Linked DNA regions of Homo sapiens: region 1 is linked to region 2. Evidence: chromatin contacts called from ENCODE Hi-C or POLR2A ChIA-PET data. All regions are on one chromosome and are shown on one strand. Each heading gives the region's core, a stretch centred on a gene start or an enhancer-like site at or near the end of the contact. The rest is flanking DNA. Distances are from core to core; before and after follow the strand shown.

Region 1 (5,652 bases), core at 2,375-4,874, 150 kb after region 2:
TAGAGACTGGGTTTCACCATGTTTGGCCAGAATGGTCTCGATCTCCTGACCTCAAGTGATCTGCCCACCTCTACCTCCCAAAGTGCTAGGATTACAGGCATGAGCCACCGTGCCTGGCCCAGGCTAATTTTTCATATTTTTTTGGAGAGATGGGGTTTCTCCATGTTGCCCAGGCTGGTTTCCAAGCCTGCTCAAGCAATCAGTCCTCCTGCCTTGGCCTCCCAAAGTGATGAGATTACAGGCGTGAGCCACTGCGTCCAGCCTTGAAAGTTTTACATTGTGCTTTTTGTTTTTCCTCCAGCTGGTCTGAGACATGTATCTGAATGAAGGGACAGTGAGATTTATTGCAGAAGGAATGCAGTGACAACGAACAAGGTAAGAAGATTTTGAATGACAAAAAAAGATACCAGCCTTGCAAGCAGGCTGCTGTTTTGAGAGGTTTGTCTAAATTCCAGGATTTATCCCACTCATCTTAGTTAGATTTAGCTACTGTAAAAACACCAACAGAGTATTGGCTTAAATAAGACAGAAGGGTATTTCTGTCATTTAAGAGTCTGGGCTGGCCGGGAGCAGTGGCTCATGCCTGCAATTCCAGCATTTTGGGAGGCTGAGGTGGGCAGATCAGCCTGATGACAGAGCAAGACTCCATCTCAAAGAAAAAAAAAAAAAATTAGCCTGGCGTGGTGGTGGGCGCCTGTACTCCCAGCTATTCAGGAGACTGAGGTGGGAGTTCGAGACTAGCCTGGCCAACATGGTGAAACCCTGTCTCCACCGAAAATACAAAAAATTACCAGGCGTGATGGTGGGCGCCTGTAATCCCAGCTACTTGGGAGGCTGAGGCAGGAGAATCGCTTGAACCCGGGAGCTGGAGGTTGCAGTTAGTGTGCGGAGATCACGCCACTGAGCTCCAGCCTGGATGAGAGTGAGACTCTGTCTCAAAAAAAAAAAAAGTCCAGACATAAGCAGTCCAGGGCAACACTAGTCTTGCTGTTGGGGACCTAGGCCCCTCCCAGCCCTTCCACAAGTGGCTTTCATCTCATGGTCTCAGATGGTTGCTGCAGTTCCTGCCATCACATCCTTGCACCCAGCTGGCGACCAAGAGAAGCCAGGAAGGAAAGGTGGAGGGCAATGCCCCCTTTGTTTTGCAGGCACAACCAGAATTGCACTTCTCACTTTGTTTCTTGTTTCATAAACCACAGCTTACTTGTAAGTAAGTACACGTGGAAGGTCTAAGTTCTGCCTCTGGGGAATGCTGTCTTCATCTGGGCTACCATGTAGTCAGCAAAAACGTGGGGCTTCCGTTCCTAAAGGACAGGCTCGGAAGGAATATTGGGGACAATTAGTTCCTGCCACACTCTTCAGCATATCAGCAACCAAGCCCGGGGACCAGGTGGTGTCCACTCACCTGATTCTCATTTCCGGCTCCCCCGGAGGCCATGAAGGAGGAGGCAGAGGAAGGCAGAGCAAGCAGGTGTGACTCTAGGTCCCCACTCCGGGCGCTCTGGGCATGGCGAGGGGGGGTGCAGAGGCAAGTGCATGCACTGCGTCACGACCTGCAACAGGAAGCTGATGGGACAGCATGGTCAGGCAGGGAGACCCGAGGCTCAGCTGTCCCAAACCAACCAGTACTGGTGTGGGCAGAGCCCAGGACAGCCAAGAGCCTGCAGGGAGGTGTCAGAGGGGCCCCTGTAACAGGGCAGGGTGGCTCTGCCGAGGCTGTAGTTCAGATTCACAGGTAGGGATGCCAGATTTAGCAAATGCATAGACAGCATCCTAGTTCAGTTTGAATTTTAGATAAATATGCAATAACTTTTTAATATAAGCTTGTCCTATGTCCCAGGCATCATTTATTTGGAATTCAAATTTAACTGATTGCTCTGTATGTTATCTGAAAACACCAGAAGGTTAGGGTTTTAGAGGGCCCACTCAGGCCTCAAACGGATCCAGAGCCCCAGTATGAGCCAATGTGAGCTCAAGGCAGACAGGGCCCCTCCAGGCTTGGCCTGACATCCAGAGAGACCACGAGCCACAGGGGCTAACAAGAGGCCACAAGGCCTAAGTCCTTTCTGTCCTCAGGGGCGTGCAAGGCTGCCTTCACTTTCTTGCTCTTCTAGACCAGGTGCCTACTCTTTGGAAAGGAGAGAAGAAAAGGGAGGTTTGGGCATATTTTCTCCCAGAGACTGAGCATTACCCAAAGGCTGTTCAAAGTATCCCTTAGAACTGTGTTCTAACCTGGGTAGGATGAAAGTTTATCTATTTTTATTGCTAAGCTGCAGGTGAGGGCTTGGGAACACCTGGTTACATGCACCCCAGATCAAGACTGTCCACGTCCGGTGCACCCCTGAACACAGCAGGAGGGAACTTGGGGATCCACTGCCCTCGCTCACTGTAAGCTTCCCAGGACTGAAGCCCCAAAGAGGAGCCCTCTGCCTTCTCTGTCCTCCCCATGGGTCAGCGTGTCCTGCTTCTGAGTGGCCCGTCCTTCCTGCCTAACTGGCTGGCCTGCACCATGGCCCATATTCAACAACCTTAGTCATAGTTCCCACCATTGGCGTTTATGGAAGCTTGGAGCCTCATAAAGTTCAAAGTCTGCAACAATAATAAAGGCCCAGTCAACTTGGCTTGGGCGGCAGCTGCAGCCCAGCACTGGAAGCTCCTAGCTGTGGAGGGGCGTTGGGGCCTGGAGGGAGGAGAGCCTTGGTTTGCCCTGTGGGGCCCAGCCTTGAGTTCTGGCTTCTCAGGGCTCTGTTCTATCATGTTTCCTGTGAACTCCTTTTGTGCCTAAGACGCTGGGCAGTGCCACTCTTGCAGAGGTGCCACTCCAGGCCCTGCACGCTTAGGGGTAGAGCAACTACTACTGTTGGGCACAGGCGTGGGGCTGTAGAAAGAAATCCGTGTTTCACTGGAAAACTATGCATCCTACATAGGACACCAGCTTCCACATGGCCCGATACTAACCTACTAACCTTTCATCTTTTTTTTTTTTTTTTTGAGACGGAGTCTCCCTCTGTCGCCCAGGCTGGAGTGCAATGGCACCGTCTCGGCTCATTGCAGCCTCTGCCTCCCGGGTTCCAGCGATTCTCCAGTCTCAGCCTCTCAGGTAGCTGGGATTACAGGCATGCACCACCACGCCCGGCTAATTTTTGTATTTTAAGTAGAGACGGGGTTTCACCATGTTGGCCAGGGTAGTCTCGAACTCCTGACTTCAGGTGATCCGCCCGCCTCGGCCTCCCAAAGTGCTGGAATCGCAGACGTGAGTCACCGCGCCCGGTCTGAAAATTATCTTTTAATAGGGGTTAGCTGCATGAGTTAAAATCTCATTGCCACCATTTGCTGACTTTGTGCCCTCTGGGAGATTGCTTAATCTCTCTGGGATAAACCTCGGTTTGCTTGACAAAGGAAGCTGGTGAGGCTAAAGAGAGAACTCTAAGATTGGGGCGTTCCGAAGCCTTCTAGAGCCTTCTAGCACCCTGGACTCATAGCCAATGATGGGCAACAACAAGAACGACGACGAACCCTGGGCTCGGAACTCGCCCAGGCCCCGCCCCTCACAGCCCCGCCCCGTCCTCGGCCCCGCCCCCGGCCTGTCGCCTCAACAAAGTCCCCGCCGCGCGGCCGCTGGCCGGGAGTCAGCTCGGAGTCCCGTCCCAGCGCGGCGTCAGCGCTGCGCACTTCCCATTGGCCGAGCGCGGCGCGGGGGCGGGCCCGGGCCTGCGATTGCCTCTCGGCGTGCGCGGACAGTGTCATGGAGGCCGCGGCGGTGACGGTCACCCGGTCGGCTACACGGCGGCGGCGGCGGCAGCTGCAGGGGCTGGCGGCCCCGGAGGCGGGGACGCAGGAGGAGCAGGAGGATCAGGAGCCGCGGCCGCGGCGGCGGCGGCCGGGAAGGAGGTGGGGCTGCGGGGCCCGCGTGAACCCCGATCCGCGGGGCTGAGAGTCCGTGGCCCCGGGGCCCGAGGTTTCCCGGCACGGGCGCGCCGAGGGGCGGGGGGCCGGCGCCTGTGTCCGCTCCGTGCACAGTAAGGGACAGAGGGTGGCAGCGCCCCTCCGCCCCGGTCCGCCCCGCCGTCCTCGCGCCACTGCCGGGCAGCGGCCTCCGGCCCCCGTGCGTGACCCCTGCCTATCTCAGAAATACGGGTGCAAACCCGAGTGGCCGCGGGGCCCAGCGGGAATCCCGACGCCCCGGCCAGACCCCTGCTTCCCACGTCGCTGGTCTATGCGGAAGATCCCGGCGGCGGTGCTCATGCCTGGCTCAGTGGATGCCGGCTGGTGGAAGGGGTGGCCTTCTGTAGGGGTGACACTAGAACTGAGTCTTTGGGGAGGAGGAAGCCTTCAGTAGGTGGAGAATAGGGAGTAGGGTATCCAACTGGCGGGGAACAGAAAGGGCCAAAGCACAGAGACAGAAAGGGACGAACATGCCCCTCTGGGCTGGGCTTCCTTCCTTTGGGGGGCACTTGCCCACCCGGTAAACTCCCCCTCAGTAGGTTGCAGGGGGAGAAGTTAGGAGCACAGACATGGCTTCCGGAAACAGCAGCCGTAGCTTTGTTTCTAAACCCAAAGCAGTGAGACTGCTGAGCATTTCAGACCTCATGAAGATGGGATGAAGGCTGGCTGCTGGGAAAGATATTTTTGGACAGGAGGAATGTGGAGATGGCTCTTTCCCTCCTAGTGGAGGAATGACAGGTGACAAAGGTGACCTGGTGTGGGATTGTTCTGAGAAGGTCTGGGAGGGGGTGGCTGAAGTATAATAAGGACATCAACGAGGAAGGGGGCTTTGGAAAAGGAAGGTGGAGAGGAACAACTGCGGCATCTCTGCTTGAATCCGTCCCCGACCCCTGCAGTTCTCAGGGTCTCCCAATGTCATTCTGGAGGCCCTGGGTCAGTGTTTGGTGATGGCAGATGCTACAGAGGACTCTTTGCAACAGGCCTCTGAATGGCAGTGGAGTGATGGCAGATGACAACTCAGTGAACAAAGAAGTGGCCTTGGGCGTTGGTAGATTTAGGGAATCTCAACGTTGGTGCCATGGCCTCTAAATAGCCACTGCGGTGTCTTCTTACTGCTCCTAAAATAATAATGATTTTTTAGGCCAGGCATGGTGGCTTATGCCTGTAATCTCAGCACTTGGGAGGCTGAGGCGTGTGATCACCTGAGTTCGGGAGTTTGAGACCAGCCTGGCCAACATGGTGAAACTCAGTCTCTACTAAAAGTACAAAATTAGTCAGGCGTGGTGGCAGATGCCTGTAATCCCAGCTACTTGGGAGGCTGAGGCAGGAGACTCACTTGAACCCAGGAACTGGAGGTTGCAGTGAGCTGAGATTTCACCACCTTACTCCAGCCTGGGCGACAGAGCGAGACTCTGTCTCAATTAATCAATCAATTTTTAAAAGAAAGTGGTTTGAGATGTATTTAGGAGCTTTCCATGTTAATGTACCGAAGGAACGAAGGAACTCTTTCTCCCTGTAACATACATCCATGAACAGCGCGGAAGGCACTTAGGGAAGTGTGGCCTATAGAGGAAGCCTGGTCTCTGCTCTCTTAGGACCTGAAACTTTCTGGTGCTTTGGGTATTTGGATATTGCCCCTTGGCCATAGAAAATCCTGGGGACCCTGTGAAGTATTTATGTCTGGTCTTTGTGGTATTGGGGTGGCTG
Region 2 (5,999 bases), core at 1,633-4,132:
GGCTGCTGTCCTTAGAAGAACAGGGCAATTTGGCCGGGCGCGGTGGCTCACGCCTATAATCCCAGCACTTTGGGAGGCTGAGGCAGGCGGATCACCTGAGGCCAGGAGTTCGAGACCAGCCTGGCCAACATGGCGAATTCCTGTCTCTACTAAAAATACAAAAAATTAGCCGGGTGTGGTGGCAGGTGCCTGTAACCCCAGCTACTTGGGAGGCTGAGGCAGGAGAATTGCTCGAACCCAGGAGGCGGAGGCTGCAGCGAGCCGAGATTGCGCCATTGCACTCCAGCCTGCTCTCCAAAAAAAAAGAACAGGGAAATTTGGACACAGAGACACACGAGAGAAGGCCATGTGAAGACAGGCGGAAATGGAAGTGATGTGTTCCTTGAAAATGGAACCAAGCAACATCAAGGAGAGAGGCCTGGAAGAGATTCTCCCTCACAGCCCCCAGAAGGAACTGGCTCTGTGGACACCTTTTCAGACTTCTGGCCTCCTGAGCTACAGAGAATCGATTCCTGTTCTTTTAAGCCCTCCCATTTGTGGTAGTTTGTCACAGCGGCCACAGGAAGCGAATGCCCTGAGCTCTGCAGTGCAACTCTGGCATCTGACTGGGCCTCTGAGCCGGGATGGGGTGAAAAGTTTTAGCTACAGGATGATTTTGATGCAAAGATTTAGACACAAATGCCAGGCAACCCAGAAGAGGAGAGTGCTGCGCTGAGCATGAAGGAGGCGGGAGGCACGCACTGCAGCCCTCCACCCTCTGCCATCCTGGATCCACACCCCACGCAGAAACAGCTCCCAGCTCAGTGGCCGCCTTAACTTATGCCAAGCAAGGACAGAGTGGCTGCCTGGACATTCTCCCACACAGCTGAGGAGTGTGTGTGTGGGGCGGGGTGGGGGGGGGGGCGGGAGGGGGAGGGGTCCCAAGGCCCAACTCCTACAAATCCAACTCCCAGGTCCTTTTATCCACAGCCTCCTTCTGGGCCTTGGCTACATCCTGCCCCAGCACGTGCTGGTGAGCCAAGGAGCCTGGACAGGCCTGCACTCCTCGTGGACCCCCAGAGAAAGGCCCATTATGGCTCCCTCATCAAAGGAACCTCTCCTTCACCCACAAATCTTGCTGAGCACCAAGGCTAAACTGGAGAAAAGACCTCATTTCCCCCAAACTGGGTTTTGTGGAAACTGACACAGGCACACACCAAGCCTTCCGCCCAGGTGGCCTGAGCCACCTGAGACCTGTGATCTCAATAGATTGGTGCAACTGAAAACTTCCCCAGCTGGGCACGCAGCTCCTAGGGCTAACCGGGGTGGGGCAAGAAGCCGTGGGCGGGGTATGGGAAGGGCGTGGCTGACAGCAGGAGAAACAGAAAGTCCCACCTCCACTCTGGGCAGGTGAGGGGGCCCCCGCCTTGCTCCATCTGCCCTGGACAGGTCACTCGACTGAGACTCAGACATAAGAAGGAAGGAGGGCAGGGGGCTCCGAGACCACCTGCCGTGTAGCCAGACTTGCCCCAGGAAAACCATGCTGACCAGCACCAGGGCTGCAGAGGCTTGAGGTGCAGGACCAGGGTGGAAACTTCGAGCCAGCGGGTTCCTCCCATTTCTGCTGGTCCTCCCCCTCCATGGATCAGAACAAATAACTGGGCCCCTCCTGCCTCCCTCCATGGCGCCTGTCTTTTGGGGGCTAGGAGTCCGGAGGTCATGGGTATTTGCTGGGGAATCTGAGCAGCAGCACAGTCCCACGTGCCGGGTCCGGTCACCAAAGTCTCCAGCTTTTGTGGACGTCCCGAAAAAGCGGAACATTCGGGGGTCCCGGTCCCTGCCCAGCCAGTTTGCAGGGCCTCCTGGGCAGGGCGCAAGCAAGGAGCCACGCCAGGAGACGCCACCGGCTTTTTCACCTGCCCCTCTGGGCCTGTGGAACCTGCCTCGGGTAGGGCGGGCTTCCATCCCACCCTGGCTTGATCGGGGAGCCCCCAAATGGGGCTGGTGGGAGAAGCCCCAGCAGAGAAGCCCTTCCCCACCCAGCCCCAAGCCCAGAGAAGCCCAACTCCCACCTTATCTGCGAAAGTTTCTTCCTGGGGTCCCCAGTCCTCCAGCCCCCCGCCCCCACGCCGTGTCCCCCACGCTCCCCGCCCCCAGCGCTGGCATCCCAGGGCGCGCCGCCTGCCAAAAGCCAAACTGGCTCCCTTTCCTGGGGCTGGAGCTGCGGCGGAATTTCGGTGGAATTTTGAGGTTGAGACGCATCTCGGCAAAGAGAGGGAAAGAAAGGGAGAGGAGGGAGGGGGGAAAGAAAGTCGGCTCTGGGCGTCCACTTGCAGGATTCGAGAAGGCGCCGAGGGACCAGGAGGCGGGCGCTGGGGTCCCTCGGCCAGCGGCGGGCGGGCGGGGCGTCTGCGAACCCTCGGGGTCGCGGGGGAGGTGGGGCCCCGCGCGGGGGCTGGGGTCGCCGCTCCTTACCTACATCTGCATTGCAAAACGCCTGTTGCGGGTGCACCGGGGAGCAGCTGCAGGCGTCGGCCGGGCGAAGCAGCGTCGCCAGCAGCAGGAGGCCGAGCGCCAGCCGCAGGGTGCGGGCCGCGGCGCCCATGGCGGGCCGGGGGGCTGGGCGGGCGGGGGCCGCCGCTGGGGGGTCCGGGCGCTGCTCGCGGCGGCGGGCTGGGGGCGCGGGCGGGGGCTGAGCCGGGGCCGAGGCGGGCCCCTCCCGCGCGGCTCACCCTCCTCACCTGCCCCGCTCGGCCGCGCAAACTTTCTCTCCTCTTTGTCTCGGGGGCGCGAGGGGAGGGGCGCGGGGCGCAATTCGCCGGGCGGGGCGGCGGGGTGGGGGGCGGCGGGCGAGCGGCGCTGCGGTTCTCGGCGGCCGCGCTGCCTTCTACGGATGTGTTTGCTGCGGGCTTGGGCCGGGCCGCAGTTTTATTGCGCTCGGAGGATTTTCTGCTCCTCCTCCCGGTGGCTGGCGGCCAATGCAGGCTCTGGGCGCTCCCAGCAGCCCCCTCCTCCCCCTCCGCCCGCGCCTCCCCCCAGCCCGCGCTTTTGTTGTGCCCGGCCTGGCACGTCGGGGGCTTCCCGCACCACCTGGCGCCCGCGACCCGCACCCGCGCGGGGGTCCCCGGACGCCCCCAGCCCCCCGACCCCGGTCCCCGCTGCGTGGCCTTCTGCGCCCGGGGTCCCTGACTCAGCGCGGGGGACTCGCGCCCCGTTCTTCCAGGACACCAGGCGACCCACCCGCTACCCTTTCCCCTTCAGCTCGACTCTGGAGGGCTACGCTGCTCCGTCCCCCGCCACCCCGGGGTCCCTTCGAGCCCAGCCTCGGGGCGAGCCAAGGGGTGTCCTTTGGAGCAGGGGCCGTTCCCTGTCGCCACCTCCCCGTTTCTGTGGGCGGGTGGCCTATTGAGAAACTGACAGGATCCCTTTTTCAAATGGAGGCCTTAGAATTTTAAGTGCGCCTGGCCAGTTTAGTTGGGGGGTGGGGGGTGTGGTTACTGTGAACAAAACAGGATTTTATATAAACTGGCCATATTTTTGACCAGCCAACAAGAGACGGGGGTGGGCCCAGGCGCCCAGGAGCCAGTAGGATCGCAGCAGAGGCATTGGCTGGGTTCCGCTCACAGTTTCCTCTCTTAGTCCACAAATGTGGGAGCCGAAGGACTTTTCCCAAAACAGTTTTGTGTTCCAGGAAAGACCCAGGCATATGAAGGGATGAACATGTGTAGGGTGGTGAGGCGGGCTTCCTGGCTGTGAACCTGCCTGTGCCCGGCTGTGGGCACCCACCCTGTACATTTGGTGTGTGCCCCGTGGGGCTCCATGGACACTGCTGCACTCAGGTCAGCACTCCAGCCCTCAGGTCAGCATTCCAGAGTGTTTGCAGTCCAGCTAGGGAGAGGGAAGCCCAGGAAAATGACACAGGAAGAATCAGGGCGGGCACGGTGGCTTGCGCCTGTAATCCCAGCACTTTGGGAGGCCGAGACAGGAGGATCACTTGAGGCCAGGAGTTTGAGACCAGCCTGGCTAGCATTTAGTAGAGACAGTGAAACCCCGTCTCTACTAAAAATACAAAAAATTAGCCGGGCTTGGTGGTGGGCGCCTGTAGTCCCAGCTACTCGGGAGGCTGAGGCAGGAGAATGGCATGAACCCAGGAGGCGGAGCTTGCAGTGAGCCGAGATCATGCCACTGCACTCCAGCCTGGGGGACAGAGCGAGACTCCATCTCAAAAGAAAAAAAAAAAAAAAAAAAGCCCGGGTGCAGTGGCTCATGCCTGTAATCCCAGCACTTTGGGAGGCTGAGGTGGGCGAATCACGAGGTCAGGAGTTCGAGACCAGCCTGGCGGCTAACACGGTGAAACCCCGTCTCTATTAAAAACACAAGAAATTAGCCGGGCGTGGTGGCGCGCGCCTGTAGTCCCAGCTACTCAGGAGGCTGAGGCAGGAGAATCGCTTGAACCCGAGAGGCGGAGGTTGCAGTGAGCCGAGATTGCGCCACTGCACTCCAGCCTGGGCGACAGAGAAAGACTCTTGTTTTTTTTTGTTTTTTTTTTTTTTTTTTTTAAAAAGAATTGCCCACTAAATTGTGCGGTGCTGACTTGAGGTATGAAACTTTGGAAAATAGTGAAAGAATGGAAAAACAGCTTCTTTCTGTTTGTGTATGTTTTGTAACAGACAGTTCTGAGAAAAGTTAAATAAGCAATGCCGTTATTTTTAGCACCCTGACAAATCCAAAGTCACTTTTTTGGTTTTTGTTAGCGTGAAATAGAGTTGGGTCGTTCACAAAATGATGTTTGAAGCTAACGTTTAAAAGTACAGTTAATTCAGAAAATTGTTATGTGCTGGCTGCCTTCAGCCATTTCATCGTTTTCTTTCCTTCTTTTTGGTTACAGGGGGAACAAAATGCTGTTGAACTTGTGTTTCAATTTGTCAGTTCATGATAGAAACAGGTAGCATAGGGGCTCTCGGTCTTTTAGACAAGCTCTACATATAAGTGATCAGGTACATGTTAGGGTGATAAATACCTTAGAGCAGTTGTGGTGCTGACAGCCAAGGGGGTGGGGCCAATGTGGGATGTACCTGGGAGGAAAGGGGGGCCTGGGCTCCAGGGTTGGGGGGCGTGAGACTGGAACTTCCAACCCAAGGCCTCGCACCTGTATCCTGGACTGCCCTCCCCGAAGTCATCCCCACCAGCACACAAACAGGCTGGAATTGCTCCCAGGAAAAGTGAAGCAGAAATCTTGCCAGGTGCAGTGGCTCACGCTTGTAATCCCAACACTTTGGGAAACTAAGGTGGGAGGATCACTTGAGGCCAGGAGTTTGAGACCAGCCTGAGGAACATACTGAGACCCCATCTCTACAAAAAAAAAATTAGCTGGGCGTGATGGCTCACACTTGTAGTCCCAGCTACAGGGAAGCTGCGGTGGGAGGATCGCTTGAGCCTGGGGAAGTTGAGTCTGCAGTGAGCCGAGATCACACCACTGCACTCCAGCCTTGGTGACAGAGTGAGACCCTGTCTCAAAAAAAAAAAAAAAAATCTCTCCCCTCAATTCCCCCACCAGAGAGTACTCTACTTTTCTGTTCCCTCTACCATTATCTCCTCCAAACAGGTCTCTAAACCAGAAGTTTCCAGCTTTCTTTTCCTCCCTTTTCTCTTGGTTCTCTCTCTCTCCCTCCTCCCTCCATCCATCAACAAATACTCATTTGAGTATCTGCTGTAGCCTGGACACCGTCCTAAGAGTGAGACATTCAGCGTCTACAGAACAGAGGAACATCCCTGGAACAGCAGGTGGAAACACGCAAGGCCCCAAGGTTGGACGATGCTGGACCTGGTGGAGCCCATGGTGTGGCGAGGAGTGAGAGGAAGGAGGGCTGAGGCAGGAGGCCAGGAGCAGGGGCTGGGAGGGGACACGGCGGAGGGCAGCCAGGCTACCGGGAGGATGTGCATTTTGTTCTGAGTGAGGTGGGAGCCTTTGGAGGGTTCTGAGCAGAGGGGCAGGATCGGACGCATCCCCTGGAAGGATG

Evidence for each region. A loop is a pair of places that touch in the nucleus more often than their neighbours do. ChIA-PET counts read pairs that join two places held with the same protein, here RNA polymerase II (POLR2A). Pooled maps may share reads with other maps.
Region 1: a loop to region 2 is called in a map with no recorded cell type, with 4 times the contacts of the local background. The contact joins the promoter of ENGASE here to the promoter of TIMP2 in region 2. A Hi-C loop is called at or near these places in 1 of 168 maps with a recorded cell type or tissue (chondrocyte), 1 of 37 single-sample maps with no recorded cell type and 4 of 50 pooled maps. POLR2A ChIA-PET finds 5 or more read pairs at or near these places in 1 of 52 experiments (GM12878).

What each region holds. Positions count from the first base shown.
Region 1 is chr17:79,071,200-79,076,851 of GRCh38, forward strand. ENGASE (endo-beta-N-acetylglucosaminidase) reads left to right here and starts at 3,625. Exons shown (of 14, transcript NM_001042573.3): 1 at 3,625-3,891. The coding sequence starts at 3,746. RefSeq lists a silencer at 3,487-4,026.
Region 2 is chr17:78,922,505-78,928,503 of GRCh38, forward strand. It overlaps TIMP2 (TIMP metallopeptidase inhibitor 2), which reads right to left and starts at 2,883. Exons shown (of 5, transcript NM_003255.5): 1 at 2,455-2,883. The coding sequence starts at 2,584. RefSeq lists an enhancer at 1,043-1,112.